Regions from separate parts of the Homo sapiens genome. Here all the other regions are linked to region 5. The links are chromatin contacts, found by Hi-C or POLR2A ChIA-PET in ENCODE. All regions are on one chromosome and are shown on one strand. Each heading gives the region's core, a stretch centred on a gene start or an enhancer-like site at or near the end of the contact. The rest is flanking DNA. Distances are from core to core; before and after follow the strand shown. Region 1 has its middle 23 kb from the start of TLNRD1. Region 2 holds the start of FAH (fumarylacetoacetate hydrolase). Region 3 holds the start of ABHD17C (abhydrolase domain containing 17C, depalmitoylase). Region 4 holds the start of HDGFL3 (HDGF like 3). Region 5 holds the start of MEX3B (mex-3 RNA binding family member B).

The links. A loop is a pair of places that touch in the nucleus more often than their neighbours do. ChIA-PET counts read pairs that join two places held with the same protein, here RNA polymerase II (POLR2A). Pooled maps may share reads with other maps.
Region 1: a pooled map shows a loop between it and region 5 (7-fold over the local background). The contact joins the enhancer-like site here to the promoter of MEX3B in region 5. A Hi-C loop is called at or near these places in 3 of 37 single-sample maps with no recorded cell type and 4 of 50 pooled maps.
Region 2: a loop to region 5 is called in a map of tibial artery, with 7 times the contacts of the local background. The contact joins the promoter of FAH here to the promoter of MEX3B in region 5. A Hi-C loop is called at or near these places in 1 of 168 maps with a recorded cell type or tissue (tibial artery), 2 of 37 single-sample maps with no recorded cell type and 11 of 50 pooled maps.
Region 3: a map of dorsolateral prefrontal cortex shows a loop between it and region 5 (4-fold over the local background). The contact joins the promoter of ABHD17C here to the promoter of MEX3B in region 5. A Hi-C loop is called at or near these places in 3 of 168 maps with a recorded cell type or tissue (ascending aorta, dorsolateral prefrontal cortex and esophagus muscularis mucosa), 2 of 37 single-sample maps with no recorded cell type and 18 of 50 pooled maps.
Region 4: a loop to region 5 is called in a map of endothelial cell of umbilical vein, with 22 times the contacts of the local background. The contact joins the promoter of HDGFL3 here to the promoter of MEX3B in region 5. A Hi-C loop is called at or near these places in 2 of 168 maps with a recorded cell type or tissue (OCI-LY7 and endothelial cell of umbilical vein), 4 of 37 single-sample maps with no recorded cell type and 12 of 50 pooled maps. POLR2A ChIA-PET finds 5 or more read pairs at or near these places in 1 of 52 experiments (activated CD4-positive, alpha-beta T cell).

The regions. Positions count from the first base shown.
Region 1 is chr15:81,021,868-81,025,084 of GRCh38, reverse strand. No RefSeq gene overlaps it. Among named protein-coding and RNA genes, the nearest start is that of TLNRD1, 23 kb to the right of the region's middle. RefSeq lists enhancers at 283-577, 1,586-1,735. Within about 2 kb of position 1,529, at least 26 of the 41 ENCODE cell types and tissues checked have a DNase peak (open chromatin) inside an H3K27ac peak, as active enhancers do.
Region 2 is chr15:80,151,658-80,155,162 of GRCh38, reverse strand. FAH (fumarylacetoacetate hydrolase) reads right to left here and starts at 2,164. Exons shown (of 14, transcript NM_000137.4): 1 at 2,028-2,164. The coding sequence starts at 2,108. RefSeq lists a silencer at 2,176-2,735.
Region 3 is chr15:80,693,532-80,696,642 of GRCh38, reverse strand. It overlaps ABHD17C (abhydrolase domain containing 17C, depalmitoylase), which reads right to left and starts at 1,333. Exons shown (of 3, transcript NM_021214.2): 1 at 624-1,333. The coding sequence starts at 1,213. RefSeq lists silencers at 510-569, 990-1,039, 1,130-1,549, 1,570-1,679, 1,700-1,859 and 1 more and an enhancer at 730-799.
Region 4 is chr15:83,205,856-83,209,072 of GRCh38, reverse strand. It overlaps HDGFL3 (HDGF like 3), which reads left to right and starts at 1,250. Exons shown (of 6, transcript NM_016073.4): 1 at 1,250-1,742. The coding sequence starts at 1,659. RefSeq lists an enhancer at 339-952 and silencers at 813-1,152, 1,543-1,992.
Region 5 is chr15:82,044,662-82,047,701 of GRCh38, reverse strand. MEX3B (mex-3 RNA binding family member B) reads left to right here and starts at 1,684. Exons shown (of 2, transcript NM_032246.6): 1 at 1,684-2,252. The coding sequence starts at 1,997. RefSeq lists silencers at 435-754, 1,605-1,904 and an enhancer at 435-1,381.

The DNA of each region.
Region 1 (3,217 bases), core at 280-2,779, 1.0 Mb after region 5:
CACAACATACTGAATGAAAAACAAGGTATTTAGAAGTCAGGGTGGCGGCATCCTTGGCAGAAGGCATGAGGAAAAGGAAGGGGACACAGGGAAAGCGGGTCTGCAGTGATGGTTGTGTTGTTTCCTGATCTAGCTGCTGGTTTCACAAGTGTGTCCACTGTGCGAAGATTCATCGACATTTATACCCATGATTTGTGCACTTGTATATATGTTACGCTTGAATTAAAAGTTTACTTAGAAAAAGGAAAAGTTTACCATTCACCTCTAAATCAAAGCCTCTTTTCTGTTAGTGATTTCGCAGCAGCACCTCGGAGGTGTCCAACCCCTCCTTCCCCCTGCCTCCACCACAGTCTGGCTTCGTAGGATCTTTCTTCTGTGTGGCTGGCGTTTGTCTCCTCCCATCCTGCTTAACTTCCCCAGTCAGGGCCTCAACCCCTCAGACCTGTTATGAATGAAATCATGGCCTCTCTGGGCTCCCTGCTTCCTGTCTGTCCCATCCAGCTCCTTTAAAGTGTTTGCTCTGGATCTCTGCTTTCATCATAATCCTCCTTTTAAACTTCCAGTCCACCATCATCAAGTCCGCGATAAAATGCAGCTTCTCTGCATGGCACTCAGGCCGCCCTTTTAAAAATCAGGCCACACGTCCCTTCCAACTTCGTCCAGTCTGTGCTCCCTAATGAGCCAATTCTCCAGCCAGATGGTCCCCTCCTCCCTCATTGTCAGCACACTCTTGTGGCTTCTGCCTGCAACCCCAAGCAGGAGAGAAAGCCCAAGCCCACTCCATCTTGCTCATTCTTCCCAGGACCAACTCAGGTTTCTTTAGCCTTCCCGATAAGACCTTGACATTAGCCTCATCCAATTCCTCTCTCCTCTGAGTTTGGCTGTCCATACTTACTTGCCCAAATCATTCAGGGTTGGCCTTATGGGCACGTGCCCCTTGAAAGGAGCTGGAGAGGAAAAAAATGTTCTGAACTGTTTTCATTCATGCTTAGGCTGGGAACACATGCTGGTCACCATTGAATACAAAACCTCCTCTGGCTCCCAGACGTAGATCACTCAAACACCCAACCTGATCTTGAACTTCAAAATGCAAAAAAAGTAAACTCGGCAGGGAGAAAACTGCCCACTGACTACCAAAGATGACACAGCATGAATATTTCCTCCAGCTACACAATGGAGAAGCTGAGTAATATGCAGAATTCACTAAATGACGGGGACTAAGATCACAGGGGTTTTAAGGTCAGCTGAAACTCGATTGCCGTAGTTTTCCTTCCTCTTGGGTAAAAGCTTCTCTGAGCAAACCACATTTTTTCAGAGAATCAAGGCTAGAGTCCCTGGTGAGGCAGTTCGTTCCTGGCCTTCTGTCCTGGGCCACGTGCTTCTCAGCCCTTCCCTGTTGGGCTGCGGGAGGGTTCAAGATGGAATGAGGTAATGCTGGCAGGACAGCTGCCCAGGGAGCGAACGAAACTCTGCCCTGGTTGCAGCCTAAGCAGGACAGGAAGCAAATTAGCAGAAGCAAGCAGTAATTTGACTGCCAACAATAGGAGTCAAAACTGCATTTCTGACCCTGCACCGTTGATCCTCCTCACAACAATAGTCATCCACAAGCCATAAAAAGGCCGATGAAACACTATTTGAGATTGCAAATGCTGGAGTCAAAAGAGTCCTGGGTCCAAATTCTGGCTCTGCCACCCATCCGCTGTACGACCTCGGACAACTTGCCTAAGGTCTGTTAGACTCTGATTCTTAAATGTGCATATTTCATCAAGGTACTGTATGAAATGAGGATGTATGTAAAGTGTGTAGTACATAGCAAGAGCCCAATAAATAGACAGTATGTTCTATGGGCTTTTGTGAACCCCTGCCATCTTGAGTTTATTAACCCTCCATGCGTAAAAACTCCCTCACATTTTTTGCTTCCTTACGTTCTTTTTTTTTTTTTTGAGATGGAGTTTTGCTCTTGTTGCCCAGGCTGGAGTGTAATGGCGCAATCTTGGCTCACTGCAACCTCCGCCTCTGGGGTTCAGGCGATTCTCCTGCCTCAGCCTCCCAAGTACCTTAGATTACAGGTGCCTGCCACCATACCCGGCTAATTTTTTGTATTTTTTAGTAGAGACGGGGTTTCACCATGTTGGCCAGGCTGGTCTCAAACTCCTGACCTCAGGTAATCCACCCGCCTTGGCCTCCCAGAGTGCTGGGATTACAGGTGTGAGCCAACGCGCCTAGGGTTATCATGAGGATTAAATGAGTTAATGTATACAGTCAGCCCTCTGTATCTGTGGGCTCCATATCTGTGGGTTCAACGAACTGCAGACAGAAAATATTTGAAAGAAAAAATGATGTCTGGGCTGGGTGTGGTGGCTCATACCTGTAATCCCAGCACTATTGGAGGCCAAGGCAGGTGGATCGCTTGAGGTCAGGAGTTCAAGACCAGCCTGGGCAACATGGTGAAACCCCGTCTCCATTAAAAATACAAAAATTAGCTGGGCATGATGGTGCATGCCTGTAGTCCTAGCTACTCAGGAGGCTGAAGCAGGAGAATCCCTTGAACCCAGGAGGTAGAGGTTGCAGTGAGCCAAGATCCACCACTGCACTCCAGCCTGGGCAACAGAGTGAGACTCTTTAAAAAAAAAAAAAAAAAAGAAAGAAAGAAAGAAAAGAAAAGAAAAGAAAAAATGATGTCTGATGTCTGAACTGAACAAGTAGAGACTTTTTTATATTGTCATTATTCCCTAAACAACACGGTATAACAATTATTTACATAACATCTACATTGTAGTAGGTATTATAAGTAATCTAGATATGATTTAAAGTATACAGGGCTGGGTGCAGTGGCTCACGCCTATAATCCCAGCACTTCTGTAGTCCAAGGCAGGCAGAAGGCTTGAGCCCACAAGTTCAAGACCAGCCTGGGCAACATGGTGAAACCCATCTCTACAAAAAAAATAGAAGCTAATCTGTGAAGATGAAGACTATATGTATGAGTCATTCACATGCTGGTGGTAAATTATCAATCTGCAAAATTAATCTGCAATATATAAAAATTAGCCCCATGTGGTAGCCTGCACCTGTAGTTCCAGCTACTCAGAAGGATGAAGTGGGAGGATCACCTGAGACCCTAGAGGTCGAGACTACAGTGAGCCATGATCGTGCCACTACACTCCAGCTTGGGTGATGGAATAAGACTCCATCTCAAAATGATAATAATAAAGTATAC
Region 2 (3,505 bases), core at 915-3,414, 1.9 Mb after region 5:
CTCATTCAGAGAGGGTGCTTAGGAGGTGACATTTAAGCTGAGTCCCAAAGAGTGAGAAGGGGCCAAGCATATAGAGAGCAGAAGGACGAGTATTCCAGGCAGAAGGAACAACATGTGCTAAGGCCTGAAGGCAGGAAGCTGCTCTTAGCACATCTCAGAGACTCAAAGGCAGCCAATGTGGCTGGAGAAAGCAGAGGCCAGGAGGCAGCAGCACAGCCAGACCACGGGGACTTTAACAAGGCACCCGGCAAAACCAGCTCCACACTACTACAACCCCGTTCTCAGAGGCCACCACCCCTACCTTCACAGAGAGCACCCCTGTACACCTTACTAGTCCATCAACCAGAAATGGAAGGAAGGCGTCTCCTGTGTCTTTGATGCCAACTCGGAGCCCAGGCAAAATCTGGACCAGAGTTGGGGTTCATAAGCATTCGCTGAATAAAAAAAAATGAATAAAGTGATGGCAGGATTCATTGTTATTCCACTCAAATTAGGAAAGGCTGACTGCTGACATGGGGGAAGGGAGGTTTTGCCTTGGCAACTAGTCTTGCCTGGCAAGGCAGCCATCACGGTTGGAATGTCCAATGCCTGCAGAGAAAGCTTCAGAAGAGGCTTGTTCAGCTGGAAGGCCAAAGGGCCAACTCTCCACCCCCAGCACTGTATCAGAGGACAGCGGAATGGGGCTCTCTCTTCCAGACATCTGTAGTGGCTGCCCTGCACATTCTGATGTTGAAACAGCGGGACATGGTGTCTGAAAACACCTAGCCACACTCTAACGGATATTAATTCGATTCCCCTGAGAAAGCAAGTCAGAGCTCCCTACTGGGGTGTGCCTGCCTCTCACAAATGTTTCTGTCTAATGGATTTGTGCTCCCAGGAAAGGTGAGGGAGGACACATCTGCCGAGGGCAAAGTGTTTGAGGAGGGCAGAGGGAGGGCTCTGTCTGCAGAAAGGTTGTTGGCCATCACAAGTTAAGATTTAATGTGCCTCAGATTGTGTCCTCCAGGGGATTGAGTGTCCACTTTCTGTATCCTTGCAACATCTGGTCAGCCCGGCCAGATGTGAAACCACAAGTTGACTCTTCTAGACCAAAGCACTTACCGCAGACAGGCCCACAAAAGGCCAGCCACTTGCATCCAATGACAAGCCATGGGGGAAGGAGGGAACCCCACTTTCCAAGAAGAAGCCAACTGCCAGGCCCCTCGTTTAGCAAACATTTCCTGATTCTGGGGTTCTATGGCTTACAGAGATGAATCAGGAGTTTACCTTTAAAGTTGGGAGCAGAAATCTAAGCCAAAAATATCATCAACAAATCCAAGGGAATCTGCTTTTCCAACCTAGGGAACCTCTTATTATCTATTTGCTGATAAACCCCCAGTTTTCAAATACTTCTTTCTACCAATCAGACTACACTGACTTAGTCAAAGTTTGTTTCCCTGCCCTCTTTCTTCTGATCAGTAGGGGAATGCCAGGGAGCCCACACCAGGAGCTGAAAGAATTTCAGCTATAGGCAGAGACACTTGCCATCTTAGATCTCACAACTCTAAGCCAAGAAACGCGCGTGCCCCTCTGACCTGCTACGCATACCGGGTTATCATTTCCCGGGTTCTAGGGTTAGGGGCTATCCAGCGAGATGAACCACCAGCCCTGACCTGGCCTCTTGGGCGAGAGAAACACACCGCAACCACCTCGGAGTAGGCAGCATGCCTGTGTGCTGCAGCTTCCGGTAACAGAATCCTGCTTGCTCTGCTTGTCTGGGAGAGTGACACGATTCATTTCATTTTGCATTTAATTCTCAGCAAACCTGCGGACAATGAGGCTGAAAAGTTAAACAACGTGCACAGCTAGAAAGTTACGAGGCGGGACTCGAGCCCATAGGCACTCTCACGGAACGAATCTTAAGAGAAAAATGGCACAAGCCTCCATCCCGCCCCTCATTCCACTCCATTCCACTCCACTCCACTCCACTCCACTCCACTCCACTCCACTCCCTCCCCGCGCCCGGACGCCAAAGCCCCACTGCTCACGTCGCCTCTGGTCGAGAAGACGCCGTAGGGCAGGTTGTGGATGGGGAAGTCGGAATCCTCGGCCACCGGGATGAAGGACATGCTGAAGAGCACCCGGCACGGCTGCGGGCCTAAGGTGGCGTGCGGAGAGCAGGACTGAACTCGGCCGCTGTGGTCAGGCCCGGCCCCGCCCCCCTGCCCGCCCCCACGGCCTGTCCGGGTGACACAGCAGGGACCCCGGAGGCTCCTACCTGACTTTTGGTCTCACCGTGAACACCCCGCCCCCGAACCCCGAGCCCTGCCCCTCCCCCCTACCCTGACCCCCGCCAGCTCCAGGTCCTCCACAGTCTCGCCCGCCCTTCCAGAGCCCCGCCCCGCCCCTGGCCCCGCCCCCGTGGGCCTCAGGTCCTCCAGTCTCTCCTCCCTCCCTGAGCCCCGCCCCTCCCCTTGCCCCGACCCCGCGAGCCCCAGGTCCTCCACAGTCTCACCCTCCCTCCCTGAGCCCCGCCCCTCCCCTCGCCCCGCCCCTCCCCTCGCCCCGCCTTGCAAGCCCCAGGTCATCCAGTCTCTCCCTCCCTCCCTGAGCCCCGCCCCTCCCCTGGCCCGGGTACCCGAGAGTCCCAGGCCCTCCAGTCTTGCCTCACTCCCCGAGCCCCGCCCCTCCCCTGGCCCCGCCCCCGTCCTGATCCCCGCCCTGTCCGCGAGTCCACGTGGGGGAGATCTGGTTCCAGCCCCCGCTCGGGGCAGCTAGCTGGTCCTACCGAGAGCAAACCCCAGCTTAGCATTTAAGGCTCTGCCCTGCATGACTCCAGCCTCGCTCGCCCCGGCTGCTGCCCTGCTCTTCAGCTCAACAGAACTCTTGTCCGCTTCCTGGAAACACTTTCTCCCCAAGAGCTGCTCCCTGAGCTTCAGAAGAACACCCAGTCGCGTCCTTTCTGCCTTCATACCATGATGCTCCGTCCAGCTATGACACTTCCACTTGTATGTCAGAGAAGGGGACAGTTAGGCCTGTTTGGAAGGCTTCAATTAATGAGAATTAATATTCTAAAAAATATAACTCACCTGTTTCACATGCCAGTAGTAAAATGACGTTGACAAGATGCTCAACCTTGGACAAGTTACTTAAACTTTCTCTACCTCAGCTTCCTTCTCTGTATAATGTTGATGATAATAGTTCCTACTTCACAAAGTTGATATAAGAATGGAATGAATTAATATTTGTGAAGCACCTAGAATAGTGCCTGGCATATACAGGTTATGTGTGTGTGGAAAGAGAGAGAAGGGAGGGAAAAAGAGGAAAGGAGGGGAGGGGGATAAAGGAAAGGAAAGATAAAAGAGAAATAGGAGAAGAGAGAGAGGGAGAAAGAAAAGAAGGAAGACAGGAAAGAAGGGAAAGGCAGACTATCTTAGGGTGGGTTCAAGGTGTTATCTAATCACTCATGTGCAGTCAGCTGCAGTTTTTTGAGACCATGCCACAGCCAGGACACTTGGAACACACC
Region 3 (3,111 bases), core at 84-2,583, 1.4 Mb after region 5:
GTGGAAGGTGCCAGGCCCACAGCTACCAGCTAACTTCCTGCCCCACAGTGCCACTACTTTGCCCCACCAGGAGGCAAACTCCCCGCTCCACCTGACGCTCCAGCTGTTTCCAAGGTTGCCCAGACATTGTCCTGCCCGCACTTTACAACCAGAAAGTCTTTTAGAGGCCATCCTGTCTCGCCCACTGACTTTACAGGGAAGGAAACTGAGTCTAGAAACCCATGTGCCTTGCCCAAGGTCACTTCAGCTCGTACAAACGAAACTCGAACCAAGTTGTTTCTTTCTGCCCGGTACTTAAGCACCCACACTCTGCCACTCGCGGTGACCGGAGCCACAAAAGACCCAGCCGGTGGGCCGGCGACACACAGGCGAGCCAAAGCAGGCAAAATTCTCTGAGTCCGAGCTCTCCAGGAACCTGAAGGCTGGCGCGGTTTTTGGAGAGGGTGGGAGCAAGCCAGGGTGGGACAAGAAAAGCGAATTTACGGCGGCCAAGGGGCTCTCCGCTGGCCCTCAGCCCCGGAGGAGGGGCCCCTCTCCTGGCAGGCCGCCCCAGGGGCCCCAAGAGACCCCCACCCCGCCTCCCCACAGCTGGAAGTCAGGCCTGGCGACCCCGGCAGGCTCACCGGGTGCGCAGCGCCTGCCACGCGGCGTCGATGTCGGCGTAGAGGTTCTTCTCGGAGGGCTTGCCCGAGCTGACGCCGTATCCCGAGTAGTCGTAGGAGAAGATGTTGCAGTTGATGCGGGAGCCGAGGCCAATGTAGAAGCTGCACATCTGGCCCAGGTCCACGGCGTTGCCGTGCGAGAAGAGCAGCGTGTAGCGGCTGGAGGGCGCGCAGCGCACGAACATGCAGCCGAGCCGGTTGTCCCGGGCCGTGCGCGAGAAGAAGACCTCGACGGCGTCCAGCTCGCGCTGCGAGTACTGCCAGTCGGCGCGCTCGCTGAGGTGCAGGCTGCACGCACCGGGCCCCGCGCCCGCGCCCTCCTCGGGCTGCTGCGGTGCCGGCTGGGCCGCGGCGGCGGCGGCGGTAGCCTGGGCCGGGGCCGGGGCGGACGCGCCGGCGCCGCGCTGCTCCGGCGCCAGCACCGTGTAGGTGGGCTCGGGCGGCAGGAAGGCCAGCTTGGCGGCGATGCGGCTCGGGCAGGGCGGGCAGCAGAAGAGCCAGCACAGCTCACCCAGCGAGAAGCCGTTCATCCTGGGGCCTGGCTCGGGCATCGGGACGGCCTGGTGCCCGCCGCCGGCCCGGCTGGCTGGCTGGCTGGCTGGCCCGGGAGGACGGAGGACGGACGCGCGGCGAGGGAGCTGGCAGGCGAGCGCGGAGGGCGGCTGCAGCCCGCCCGCCCGGCGGCAGGAGGAGGCGGAGGCGGAGGAGGGCAGGAGGCGGGGCCGGCCCGGCGGGCGCGGCGCTCGGAGCCCGGGCGGGTCAGCGGCGGCCCCGGAACCCAGGCGAGGCGCGGGCGGCCCGGGCCCGCGCGCGGCACACAAAGCCGGCGGCGGCGTCCATGGCCGGCTCGTGCGCGCCGCCCCCCGCTCCCGTTCCCGCTCCCGCACGCCCGCCGCCGCCGCCGCCGCCGCCGCCACTTCCGGGTTACCGCGCGGCGGCGCCGCCGCTGGGACGCGGCGCAGAGCCGGGCATCGGGGCGGGGCGCTGCGGGCAAGGGCGCGGGCACCTTCCCCGGCCTGGGAAGCACCTTCTCGACCTGCGGCCGACGGGGGCTTCCAGGCGGCTCCGGGGCCCGGAGAAGCTGGGTGCCGGGGCTGGGGGCTCTGCGCCCGGACAGCTGGGCCGATCTGCAGAGGGGACCCTGGAGGGGGTGCATGTGTCCCGGGGTGGACCGCTCCCCTCCCCTCCCCCTGGGATTCCCTCCCCCAAATCCAGGTTTCTCCCGTGGATGGAGGTTCTTGGGAGTCTACTGAAAAGGAAACTAAGGGGTGGACAAGAGTTGGAATGTGCCCGAAATATTTGGCTCTCGTGTGTGCTGCTTTCTGAACTGGCTCAGTACCAAAAGTTCTCAGCACCGTAAGGGGTACCGGGGTTGTGGGATAGGGTGGTCATCAGTGTGTTTCTTATTAGGAGAGGCTGTTTCTGTATAGGTAGCAACAGCGTTTCCTTTCTAAGGGCATGGTTTTACCCTTAGTACATTTCTGTATCTATAAAAGTCAGCTGTTAGAACAGGAGGGTACTGTATTTAGCAACAAACCATGTTGAGGTTGTCATTTCTAATCCCACGTGTGGCAGATTTTCCGGTAGTAAGTATATACTAGGTATCGTTTACAGTGTTTGTGTCTCTAGAGTTGTTTTGGGTCCAGGATTTTTCAGTGGTCTTAGTCATGAACGATTCTTATACTGCTTTAAATCTACTGTAATCTTGGCAGCCACCTTTACATGATTTTTCAAATATAACTCTCGGTGCCTTGAAACTGTGCTCTGGTGCCAGTTTCCACAGAGCCTTCTATACTTCCTTTTTCCCGCCTGATTTGGCAGCTGAAGAATTCCCTTTCAGGAACTGACAGGAGATACCCTTCCTGGACTGCCAGCAGGGCAGCTAGAGACTGGGAGGTTGGCACAATCCCTACGCTGGGTCTGTTGTTTTAACTCACAGATGTCCTGAGAATTTTACCTTTCGTTGTGACTTTCCACAGGACGAATATTTTGAGCACCGTCATCTAAATGAATTGCCGATACTGATTTCATTAACCTTCAGGACCTCGCTTTTAATTTTTTCTTTTTTAAGAGACAGGGTCTTACTGTATTGTCCAGGCTGGACTCCCAACTCCTGGGCTCAAATGACCCTCCGGCCTGCCTCCCAAGTAGCTAGGACTACCGGCACATGCCACCTTGCCCAGCTAGGACCTGGGTTTTAAAAGGCCATTTCTTCACTAAAACAATTTTACTTGTTTTTGAACTATTCAAACTTGATTTTTAAAAACCTGGTAACAAAGCCTGTCCAGATTGCATATTTGAAGTCTGTTTTGAAGGTTTTCACACTTGGTGAAACTCTTCACATAAAGCCCAATTCTAGCTTTGCAGGTTTGCATTTCCTTTTTTTTTTTTTTTTTTTTAAAAAAAGAATTTTTCTGCGAAAATCCTTTAAAAAGAAAAAAAAGCTTTA
Region 4 (3,217 bases), core at 1-2,500, 1.2 Mb before region 5:
ACAAGAGCAGGAGTTAAAACACACACACACCATTCTACAAGGCCAGAGAGGGGGGCGGATGGTGGGGAAAACTGTAGCTTCTGTAAAAGGGAGAGAGAACAGACACAAATGAGAACTGTCCGTGTGACAAGGTGAGGGCCACAGAAAGCAGCATTTAGGAGCTATGCCAGCTGACCCCTTAAAGGAGGTGGGTTACAGCATGATTAAAGAAGCAGCATTCGTTCATTGGACAGACTCCAAACGATTCCTTGAATTATTCTACTTACTCCTCACAAAAGAGAGTGTTAGGAAGATTCCTACTCTCAAAATGTCTTTGAAAGCAGCCAGCTAGGGAATTTAGAGTAAAATAGTGGTAAATGAACATGTTCTAGAGCTAATGAACTGTATATGTACATACATCTCCAGAAAGGGATGCTAATTTCAAAAACGTTGTCCAAAAGGTTGCCAGGATTGGAAACAAGTGACCGGCCAGTGCAAGTCCTTTTCACAAACACTGCAGGCCTAGAAAACGCACACAGAGAGAAACATAATCGCTTATGGACTTTGGACTCATGTGGATACAGGTTCGAATCCCGTCTGTGCCACTCAGCAAATGAGAAAACCTCCCATGACTCCGATTAAATAGCTCGCCCTAGGTGGGTCACACTGCATTGTTAAGGGCAGACCTGGGGCAAGAATCCAATAAGGTCGCTGACTCCGGAGCGGTGCTCTTTCCGGCAGCTTGGTGCCCAGCAGAGGGTCCCCTCGCGCCGCCGTCCCCCAGGCCTGGAGCGCCTTTGTCCCCCACTCACCAGAGAGCAGCCGCGGAAGTGGCTGGCTGGGGGTAGCCAGGAGAGGGTCGAGTCAGCGGGAGGTGGGCGTGGGAGCGGGGGGCGCGAGTGGGGAGAACCCCCAGAGTGGCACGGACGGGAGGGGAAGGGGGCGGCCGGGTGGTGATTGGCTGGGCTGCGGCAGGCAGCTCCGGGCCAAGAACAAAAGAGAGCAGGCGGCGGGCGTCCTCCGGAGTAGGCACTCCCGCCCGCCCGGCGCGGGCTTCGGTGCTGGGGGAGGACGCGCCCACCGCCCGCCCGCCAGCCGAGAAGCCGGGCTGGCGCGCTCGGTTTCTCCGCGAAAGCCGGCCGTGTACCTAGGAATTAACCGGCCCGCGCGGGAGGGAAGGGGAGGGGAGCGGGAAGCGGGAAGCGGGGCGGGGGGGGGATGCTGAGCGCGCGCGAGAACAATAATAAGATCGTGTTTGCGGTCGCTGCCCGAGAAGGAATTCGGAGCAGACGCGAGGCCCGGCGCTCGCGCCGCGCCCGGGAGCCCGGGAGGGAGACCGGCAGCGGCGGCATGAGGCAGGCGACGCGGCGCTGGTGAGCAGCGCGCGCGGCGGCGGCGGCGGCGGCGGCGGGGACCTTGGCGCGGCCGGACGCGGGCGAGCGCCGAACGGCCGGGGGCTCCCCTCCCCCGCTGCCGGGCCGTGATTTGCCGGGCCTGCTGCGCCCCCCGCCCACCCCTTGCCTCAGCCGCCGCCTCGCCGCTTCCCCTCGTCGGAGCGGCCGCTCGTCCGCCCGGCTTGAGGCCCGCGGGGAGCGCGGCGCAATTCGTCGGCCCGCGGGGGGGCGGCCTCCCGGCATCTTCGCGGCGACCAAGGACTACCAGGAAGGGGAGCGGCTGGGATGGCGCGTCCGCGGCCCCGCGAGTACAAAGCGGGCGACCTGGTCTTCGCCAAGATGAAGGGCTACCCGCACTGGCCGGCCCGGGTGAGTACCGCGGCCGCGCGCGGGCCCGCCCGCCCACCATTTTCCCCTTCATGATGGCGCGCCCGCCCCCTTTCCCCATCGCCTCAGCCCCGAGCCCGCAGCTCGCGGCCGGCTGTGGTGAGGGCTGAGGGCGGCGCGGCACGAAGAAGACCGGGCCGGGGCTGAGGCAAGGGCTCCCGGCCTCGCCCGCACTCCGCCAGGGCGGCCATCCTTCCGCCCACTTTCGAAGGCGGGTCCGGCCCCCGCAGGCCCGACGCTGCCTTCCTCCTGGAAAGCCGGTGCCGACCGGGAAGCCACGCCGCCGGGCAGCGGGCCTGCGACGGAGGCTTCGGCTCCGGGCAGGGTCATTGGTGGATACCCTGGGTCCCGGGCGAACGTCGGGGCAGGTACGGCAGCGGGGTGAGCGGCTGTCCGCGAGCCGGCGAGTGCCGGCGGGCAGTAAATCCTGGAAAGTGGTAGTGGTCATCCAGAGGCCAGCGGGAGCCTCTTGGCAGTCATTCATCCATCTCTTTGCCTTCTAGACTTGTTGAGTTTTCCCTGAGCGCGATTCCCGGTGCCCCGCCTGCCCTATCATTGTCCTGGGGTACGTGCCTCTCTGGTGCCCATCGTTCTTTTAAACCGACCTCTGATAGCCGAGAGCTTGCAGCCTACCTCTGACTGGTGGGTCCAGCAAGCTTCTTGTGCCTTTCCACCTCCATATTTGTTTTAGGTAGAATCTCAAACCTTATTCTTGGCCTCCTGCTACAGTCCACAATAGCTCTCTCTTCCTACATAACAAGGTTGTCGTTGGGCTCTTTTTCTAGAAAGCGTCTGCATGTAATACATAGCATTCACAATTTTTATTAAGCTCTTTGAGGAAGACACACAACACTGCCATGTGTGCTTTGTGTTTTAGAAGAAATCCTTTTTATTTTTATTTTTGTATGGTTGGCAGTTGATTGCTTGAAATAAGAAATCTTGTGAAAAGGAGGGTCAAGGCATTCTAGAGATTATATTGGTATTCTTTAGGAACGGAAACAGTCATGGAGAAAATTGGCATAAATATAGTGTGAGCTCTAAAATGTTGTATTGTAGTCAAGTGAAGATAGCAAGATCAAGAAAAAAAAATACACCCATTCACAAAAGGAAGTGACATCACGAGTGGCCAGACTGAAATTTAGTGAAGTTGAAGTAATGGATGGACATAATCACTTTTTAAATATTTGGTTTGGCATGATTGTCAAATGGAAAGAACACTAGGCCAGGAATTGGGGGACCTGGTGTCTGGTTCAGGCTCTGTTATGGACTAATCATTTCAACTGTCTGCATATCCATTGCTGCAACTATAAAATCATCTCTAGGATCCTTTCCAACACTAACAACCTCAGATATCAAGAGGAAAAAACAGTCTTATTCAGGTTCCAGTAGACTGAAAATAGCTTCGCATCTGAACTGTAGATTGTCCTTAAGATAAGGCAAAGTTTTTAAGGTAGAAT
Region 5 (3,040 bases), core at 435-2,934:
AGCGCTCGTTCCTGTAGCCGGGGTCAGGCAGGGCACACCTAGGGGAGCCTCTGCCTTCGAGCCCCGGGACCGCCCCGCGGCACCACGAGATCTCCCCAGTCAGCCCGTGTGCGGCTGCGGCCGCATGGCCTCATTGTTTTGGGAAGACGTCCCTCTGTGAGGATCTTGGGCGACTCTATGAACCGCGGGCCCAGCCGCTCTGCGGAACGATCCGCAGCGGGACGCAAAGGGCGCGGCGAGCCCGGCGGCTCCCGGAACAAAGGACAGCAGAGCGCGCGGGGCCCGAAGGGGCGTCCGCCCTAGTGGGCGGCGGAGGGGGATGCGCGCGGAGAGGACCAGCGCGCACCGCCCCGGCCCGCCCCTCAAATCCTCCTTCCTTCTCTCTCGCACTCGGAGACGGTCCCTGGGAGATCCGGGAGGGGGCGCAGCTCGCCGTCCTCGCCGGCAAGTGCCGTCGCAACCTCCCTCTGCCGCCACCCCCACCCCGAGAAGCGCACAAAGAGCGGCCGGGCAGGGAGCGCTCACCTCCCGTCGGGGCGGGGCCGCGGGCGGGGCCGGCGCGCGCTCCGCAGCGCCCGCCTTAAAGGGCCCGCCCGCTCCTCGCGCGCACTGCGCATGCTCGGCCGCGGGGCACGGAGGGGAGGGATGGGAACAGCGGGCGCGCACGCCCGCGCCGCCCGCTGGCGCTGTGGCCTGCGTCCCCGCGGTGGCGGCGCGGCGCTCGTGCGCGTGTCAGAACCCGCAGGGTCTCGGCCCGGGCGCCGGGCGTGTGCTGGACACTGGTGCCATGCATTCCAGAGGTCGCCAGCGGCCGGGCGGGCCGAGCTCGCGCGGCAGCCAGCTTTTAGCTTTCCCATCCTCAGTTTCAGGGCCAGTTGGGCGAAGTGCTGCCCAAGGAGACAGAAATGCAGGCGCGGGCGCGCGCGCGCGCGGTTGCCAGTGTGGGCGGGCGTGTGCTTTTGTGTCTCGTGCGCTCCCGCGCAGGTGGACAACCCGCGCCGGGAGTCACTCTGCCCGTGCGCCCCAAGACCTGGAGTCCCGTTTTCCGTGTCGGAGGGCTCGGGTCGCCCTTTTGGGCGGACTACAGACTCTTCTCACAGAGGAAGCTTTGGCTCCACGGATGGTTTATTTGGAGCCACTAACGGGACTTCCTGAGGACCGCTCTTTTAGAGCCCGGCTCCAGGCATCAGAGTTGGGCGCGTTTTCTTTTCTCAGTCAGGCGAGGGAGGAGACTTAGGGACAATGATTGTCCTCGGCTGATAGGTACATCCAAGTGTCCCGAGCCTGCCAGTCCCGCATTAGACAACAAAGAGAGGCGTTAGCGGCGGCGGGGGAGGGGCGCGGCCGGGAGGAGGACGGGGCGGGCTGCGGCGAGCGCGGGGGTGGGGGGTGGCGCTCTCTCTCCGCTCGCTCAACCCGCGGCCTCCTCCCGCCCCCGGCCTGGCGCGCGCCAATCGCCTCCCCCAGCGATAGTGTCAGTAGCATTGTGGTGTCAGCTCCCGCCTGTGACGTTGCGCCTCCCTCGTCCCCCTCCGGAGTCGTCTGGCTGCAGAGGCTCAGTCAAGAGGCGGGGAGGAGAGGAGGAAAAAGCGCTGAGTGAGGGCGGGCGGGCGGGCGGGAGGGAGGGAGTGGAGGAGCCGGGGAGGGGCTCCTTAAAGAAACGCTTCTGTCGCTCGCCTGCTCGCTTTTCGCTCGGCATTGCGGCCAGCCAGCCGGGCACTCGGGGGGCACGCGCGGCCACCGCTAGAGCTCTGCCCCCACCCCACCCGCCAGCAGGTCTGGGGTGGGGACCCAGGTGGGGGCTCCTGCAGCCACTGCCCGGTGCGGACCGCACGGAGCGACCCACTCCTCCCAGCACCGAGGAAGAAGCAACGGAGCCCTCAGCAGGCGACCGGCCTCCCCGCCCCTGACCACCCGCTTCCCGGCTGCCTTTGTGGCCGCAGCTTCTCGCCGCCGAGCCGAGGGCCGGCGGGGGCGCGGCGCGCACGGCCGAGCGATGCCCAGCTCGCTGTTCGCAGACCTGGAGCGCAACGGCAGCGGCGGCGGCGGCGGCGGCAGCAGCGGAGGGGGAGAGACCCTGGATGACCAAAGAGCCCTGCAGCTCGCGCTCGACCAGCTCTCCCTGCTGGGGCTGGACAGTGACGAGGGCGCCTCTCTGTACGACAGCGAGCCGCGCAAGAAGAGCGTGAACATGACCGAGTGCGTGCCAGTACCCAGTTCTGAGCATGTCGCCGAGATCGTGGGGCGGCAAGGTAGGTCGAGGAGGGATGGGGAGGTGGGTGGGGGTGGTGTAGGGTCTCAGGCCACTGCCTCGAGGGGAAGGCGTGTTCAGTATCGGGATCCGCGGCGTGGGGTGCCTTGGGGAGAGAGGAAGAGCCGCGCGATGGGCCGGCGCCCCAGACAAAGAAAGTGCAGGCAGGCTGTCTCCCGGAGCCGCGCCGCTGCCCTGGCGGGATGCACTTTCTTCTGCTAAAATCACTGCCTTCTCCCCTAACGCCCCCCAACCAGCCCACCTCCAGAAAGACAATTTAAATGTAAGATGCTTGGGGGAGGGGGCCTTTGATCAGTCCTTTGGGAGGAGGAAGGAGGAGGAGTGAGCATAGGATGGGAGGAGGATTCTGGATTTCTGCAAAGCGGAATGGAGCCCAGAGGAGGAACAATGGGTCCCGGGACTCACACCCCACCCCCTACCCCCAGTCGACCAGCGCTGAGGCATCGCGACTTCAGCTGCCTTCCCCGAGCCCCTTCCCCGTGTCTTCAGAGCTGACGGCGCGCCCAGCTGGATCCCAGCGGCATCTCCCCAGATGACTTTTCTGGGATTCTCGGGTTTGGTTCGGGACGACTGCAGTCACTGGGGGAGGGCCAGGCAGCCAATGGGCTGTTCCTCGAGCGCCTCGCGGGTGGGATCCGCTGCCCAGCCCGTGGCGCGGCCCGAGGTCAGTGAGGGAGACGCCCCCTTTCCGCCCATCTCTTGTCCTGCCGTCTCGCTGTCCTGGACGCGGGCTGTCCCCGGTCCCCGCGGTTACCCCAGGATAATGGG